2 separate regions of the Homo sapiens genome follow, and region 2 is linked to region 1. The links are chromatin loops, found by intact Hi-C in ENCODE. Cell type or tissue: sigmoid colon. All regions are shown on one strand. Each heading gives the region's core, and the rest is flanking DNA. Links, peaks and the distances in the headings are about the cores only. Region 1 holds the start of POU3F4 (POU class 3 homeobox 4). Region 2 has its middle 130 kb from the start of POU3F4.

Region 1 (2,918 bases), core at 190-2,689:
ATAAACACGTTTACACTTACCAATATCAGCTCCTATTGCTCTGTGCTCTCATAAGAAATTACTCATTTCACAGGAAATAGATGCTCTTTAGCTATATAAAGGAATGGCAGAATAAGCTCACCTTGTTTTTATTTTTTTCTCATTTTCTTGCACATTCTTCAGATCTGTCTTCTTAGAGAAACTAATGCCTTAATGACTTTCTGGTAGCAGCAAGCCTTCTTTTATTTCTGCTAAATATATGAAAATGTATGCAAATTTAAATCAAGCTTAACCTAGGCGCTCTTGCAATATATTTAATGGAATTTCAAACCAATAAGGGAACTCTGATGCCGTCTTCTGTAAGTGCAAATATAATTAGGCAGCTAGGTTACCTCCAAAATTATTCAACGAAAGGTCATTTTTTTAACTTCAAAGACCATGTTGGGTATCTGGTGTTGCCTTTTCTCAGCTAGAACAAATCAAATCTTTGCCTTTCTCCCCACTCTGCTTCCAAGCACTGCCTTTGCGCCGGGCTGTGGAGCACACGGACTTGTCCTTTCCTAACTTATAAAAGCTTAGAAGGAGCACAAGTGTTTCACCTCTTTTATTCTATCCAAAATGTAAAAGCAGTCCTATCTTTTCAAGCTGAAAGCAAATTCAAGCTTGATGGGGACTGGGGAAGTGGGGGCGGTACTTGATGCCAAACATCCCGCCATTTCTCTCTCTCTGAATTTCCTGGGCACATTAAATGCAGGGCGGGTGAGGAGGGTGGGGGAGCGGTGAAGGTTAAAAACAATTTTCCTAGGGGATGGCATCGGGGCGCGGGGTCACGAACGTTTTCCTGTATACCTATTCGTAGTGGGTCTGCAGAGTGTTTTGGGTGAGTGTGAGGGCTGCCCGCTTCAGCAAGCAGAACCTTTGACAGAAGTTGTGGGATCTGTGATGGGAACTGATATGGAGCAGTGAGAAAGCAAGGTTTCCAATTGACCAGCTAGATTGGGAAGCAAACTTCGAAATAACTGAATATTGTCAGTATCACATTAGATTTTACTTTCCCAGAATAATTCAGTTCTTCGTGACCTAAAAAATTTTTCAGAAAAATTGAAAGAACAGGATATCTCTTAGAAGCTTTCAGACCTTGATATCGAGGTTCTTAATACAATGAAATAAACTGAAATGTTCTTATTGGAATCATTGGTTTCAACTTTATTGGTTTAGGGTCCAATCGAAGACGTTACTTTGCTCAAAGTTTGTAGCGACGTTTTGTTTTGCAGTCCTAGGCACACAACTAGCCCGCCCAGACAGCCGAGTGAGTCTGAAAAATCCCTATTCACTGAGATCAAAATGACATTTAAACTTGCTTTACTTTTTCTTTATTTAGATTAATCTAAATAATCAAAAAGGAGTTCTACAACCTTAATTTTCCACCTCACTCCCTGACTGCCCCCCAACAACACATCCCTCACATCTTTTCCCCATCAACATAAACCCCGCGGTGGGGGGGGTAGTAATCAAATGTACGGCCGCCACTCTGCGCTAGGCAGCCAATGGAGCTGAAAGATTGATTCACTTCCTGCTTGGGTCTCATTGAAACTCCGGAGCTTCACCAGCCTAATTTGGAAAGCGAGCCCGACCTCCCGCACCGCTATTGGCCGGGCTTACTCCTGGCCAGGCGGAGACGCGCTGCGATTGGCCGTGGTGGGTGCCGGTAACCCGTGCTAGCGTCTTTGGCTCCCCGCACCGTAGATGTCAAAGGCTGAAGCTGCTCCCTTTGCCACATTATAACTAGTAGGGGATCCTCACCGACCATGGCCACAGCTGCCTCGAATCCCTACAGCATTCTCAGTTCCACCTCCCTAGTCCATGCGGACTCTGCGGGCATGCAGCAGGGGAGTCCTTTCCGCAACCCTCAGAAACTTCTCCAAAGTGATTACTTGCAGGGAGTTCCCAGCAATGGGCATCCCCTCGGGCATCACTGGGTGACCAGTCTGAGCGACGGGGGCCCATGGTCCTCCACACTGGCCACCAGCCCCCTGGACCAGCAGGACGTGAAGCCCGGGCGCGAAGACCTGCAACTGGGTGCGATCATCCATCACCGCTCGCCACACGTAGCCCACCACTCACCGCACACTAACCACCCCAACGCCTGGGGGGCCAGCCCGGCACCGAACCCGTCTATCACGTCAAGCGGCCAACCCCTCAACGTGTACTCGCAGCCTGGCTTCACCGTGAGCGGCATGCTGGAACACGGGGGACTCACCCCACCTCCAGCTGCCGCCTCTGCACAGAGCCTGCACCCGGTGCTCCGAGAGCCCCCGGATCACGGCGAACTGGGCTCGCACCATTGCCAGGATCACTCCGACGAGGAGACGCCAACCTCTGATGAGTTGGAACAGTTCGCCAAACAATTCAAACAAAGAAGAATCAAGTTGGGCTTCACGCAGGCCGACGTGGGGTTGGCGCTGGGCACACTGTATGGTAACGTGTTCTCGCAGACCACCATCTGCAGGTTCGAGGCCTTGCAGCTGAGCTTCAAAAATATGTGCAAGCTGAAGCCCCTGCTGAACAAGTGGCTGGAGGAGGCGGATTCGTCCACAGGGAGCCCGACCAGCATTGACAAGATCGCTGCACAGGGCCGCAAGCGCAAGAAGCGGACCTCCATCGAGGTGAGTGTCAAGGGCGTACTGGAGACGCATTTCCTCAAGTGTCCCAAGCCTGCCGCGCAGGAGATCTCCTCGCTGGCAGACAGCCTCCAGTTGGAGAAGGAAGTGGTGCGTGTCTGGTTCTGTAATCGAAGACAAAAAGAGAAAAGAATGACTCCGCCAGGGGATCAGCAGCCGCATGAGGTTTATTCGCACACCGTGAAAACAGACACATCTTGCCATGATCTCTGACTGGAGGAAGCGAGGAGGCGGCCGGCCGCACTGGGAGCAGCGCGG
Region 2 (2,918 bases), core at 235-2,734, 130 kb after region 1:
ATATTAGACTTTTGTCAGAGGAATATTATGCAAGTATTTTCTCCCATTCTGTATGTTGTCTGTTTACTTTGTTGATGACTTTTTTTTTTTGCTGTGCAGAAGCTGTTTAGTTTAATTATGTCCTATTTGTCAATTTTTTTTTTGCAATTGTTTTTAGCATCTTCATCATGAAATCTTTGCCAGGTCCTATGTCCAGAATAGTATACCACAGGTTTTCTTCAAGGGTTTTTGTAATTTTAGATTTTACATTAAAGTCTTTCATATATCTTTAGTTAATTTTTTAAATGGTGTAAGAAAGTAGTCCTGTTTCAATCTTCTGCATATGGCTAGCCAGTTATCCCAGCATCGTTTATTGAATAGGGAATCCTTTATCCATTGCTTGTTATTGTTGACTTTGTTGAATATCAGATTGTTGCAGTTGTGTGGCTTTATTTCTGGCCTTTTTTGTTCCATTGGTTTATGTGTTTGTTTATGTATGAGTATCATGCTATTTTAGTTACTGTAGCCTTGTAACATGGTTTGAAGTCAGGTAATGTAATGTTTTAGGTTTGTTTTTTTTTCTTAGGAATGCTTTGGCTCTTCAAGCTCTTTTTGGGTCCTGTATGAATTTTAGCATAATTTTCTCTAATTCTGTGAAGAAAGTCATTGGGAGTTTGATAGGAATAGCATTGAATCTGTAAATTTCTTTGGGCAGTATGGCAATTTTAACAATATTAATTCTTACTATCCATGAGGATGGATTGTAGGGACCAGCCCTACAGGGTCTGTGGGTTTTTCTACTCTTGTGCGGAAATGAGAGATTGTAGAAATAAAGACACAAGACAAAGAGATAGAAGAAAAGACAGCTGGGCCTGGGGGACCACTACCACCAAGACACGGAGACCAGTAGTGGCCCCGAATGCCTGACTGCACTGCTATTTATTGTATACAAGGCCAAAGGGGCAGGGTAAGGAGTGTGAGTCATCTCCAATGATTGGTAAGGTCACGTGAGTCATGTGTCCACCAGACAGGGGGCCTTTCCCTTTTAGGTAGCTGAGGCTGAGAGAGAGAGGACAGCCTACGTCATTATTTCTTCTATGCTCTTCTCAGAAAGATTGAAGACTTAAATACTTTCACTAATTCTGCTACTGCTATCTAGAGGGCGGAGCCAGGTGTACAGAATGGAACATGAAAGTGAAACAGGAGTGTGACCGCTGAAGCACAGCATCACAGAGAGACGGTTAGGCCTCCAGATGGCTGTGGGTGGGCATGACTGACGTCAAGCCTTCCACAAGAGGTGGTGGAGCAGAGTCTTCTCTAACTCTCCTGGGGAGGTCTGCTAAGTAATGAGTGCCTTCCCTAGGCACTGACGCTACTGCTAGACCAAGATCAGCTAAGTAACGGTTGCCTTCCCAGGCACTGGCGTTACCGCTATACCAAGGAGCCCTCTAGCGGCCCTGTTCGGGCATGACAGAGGGCTCACACGTCTTCTGGTCACTTCTCACCTTGCCCCTTCAGCTCCTATCTCTTTATGGCCTGGTTTTTCCTAGGTTATAATTGTAGAGAAAAGATTATTATAATATTGGAATAAAGGGTAATGCTATAAACTGATGATTAATAATGTTCATATATCATCATATCTATCTATAATCTATTTCTAGTATAACTATTCTTATTTTATATATTTTCTTTATTATATTGGAACAGCTTGTGTCCTCGGTCTCTTGCCTTGGCACCTGGGTGGCTTGCTGCCCACAATGGACTATTTTTCCACTTCTTTGTGTCATCTTTAATTTCTTTCAACAGTATTTTGTAATTATTTTCACGGAGATCTTTCATCTCCCTGGTTAACTGTATTGAGTAGGAGTGGCTAGAGTGGGTATCCTTGTCTTGTTCCATAAATTCTCAATGTTTTTGTAAAATGAAAATAATAACATGTATCTCATAAAGGCGTTTTGAAGGTTAAATATAAAGTACCTACAATAGTACCTAATACACAATGTACGACCATTATTAATGTTACTGGGAGAGGAGATGATTAACAGCTTATTGCAACCAGGCAAGATACAAATGATTCCATATTCAGACAAACACATCTATAATTATTAAATAAAGCTTCTGGTCTAGAGTAGAGTTTATATGCTGGAAATCTTCTCAGGGGCATTATTACAATGAGGATCTGAAGAATGCATTCCAGAAAATTCTAAAAATGTCTAAACCACTTCAACTCTTTGCAGTTCTCCCAACCCCAAAGATCAAGGCAAACCAACTCCTGGCAACCCAGTGTTCGTATTGTGCTTTCTGCAGGGTGTAACTGAAGAGAAGTAAAAAATGTCAGTGTGTGTTGAAAGATTACCTGGGGCTCACCAAGTTGCTTAGTATTCTCTCACCTATATTATCGCTTTCAGGAATGTTCTTAGATAAAGATGTAACCAAATTTTTTCCTATCTTTGTTGTCTATCTTCAACCTACTCCTAAATGTTCCCTCCCTCATCCCTTCAGCTGAAAGATGCACTACTAATTTGGGTGGTTGCTAATTAAGATCTTAAACTGTGATCCCCTCTCCTGGAGTATGTGAGTTTTCACAGTGTACAAAAAAAGATACATACACACACACATACGCATACACACGCCACTCAAAACTTTTAACATGTAACAGAATGACATTATAATGATGAAATGCATATAATATTGTATATAAGCATATATAAGTAAATGTAATTCTACAAATATATCTGTTTGCACTGCTGTTATATAAATGTGTCTGACTTTGAACAGAAATAAAATAATTTCTAATTTGAATGCTATCTGGAAGAATCTCCCACTGAATAATTGAGAGAAGTCACTTAATCTACAGTTACTTCAATGTTTCACTGTCAAATGAATCCCCCCTCTTTAGGTGGATGCAAAAGTAATTGTGGTTTTTGCCATTAAAACCA

The links. Hi-C counts contacts between places; a loop is a spot of excess contacts. Peaks named below come from ENCODE experiments on the same cell type or tissue, not always from the same donor. Only the 100,000 strongest peaks of a DNase experiment are listed, where the experiment ranks them.
Region 2: a loop joins it to region 1, with 5 times the contacts of the local background. A loop is called at or near these places in 1 of 110 quality-filtered maps.

The regions. Positions count from the first base shown.
Region 1 is chrX:83,506,538-83,509,455 of GRCh38, forward strand. It overlaps POU3F4 (POU class 3 homeobox 4), which reads left to right and starts at 1,753. Exons shown (of 1, transcript NM_000307.5): 1 at 1,753-2,918. The coding sequence starts at 1,788. The coding sequence ends at 2,873. It overlaps LOC107985635 (a long non-coding RNA gene), which reads right to left and starts at 194. Exons shown (of 3, transcript XR_001755986.2): 1 at 122-194. In sigmoid colon, for the core only: no CTCF peak of the experiment used is centred there; DNase peaks (open chromatin) are centred at 1,654 and 2,155; H3K4me3 peaks cover 1,830 bases; H3K27me3 peaks cover 1,469 bases.
Region 2 is chrX:83,634,017-83,636,934 of GRCh38, forward strand. No RefSeq gene overlaps it. Among named protein-coding and RNA genes, the nearest start is that of POU3F4, 130 kb to the left of the region's middle. RefSeq lists an enhancer at 996-1,345. In sigmoid colon, for the core only: CTCF peaks have their summits at 1,446 (motif pointing left) and 1,646; a DNase peak (open chromatin) is centred at 1,415; H3K4me3 peaks cover 452 bases.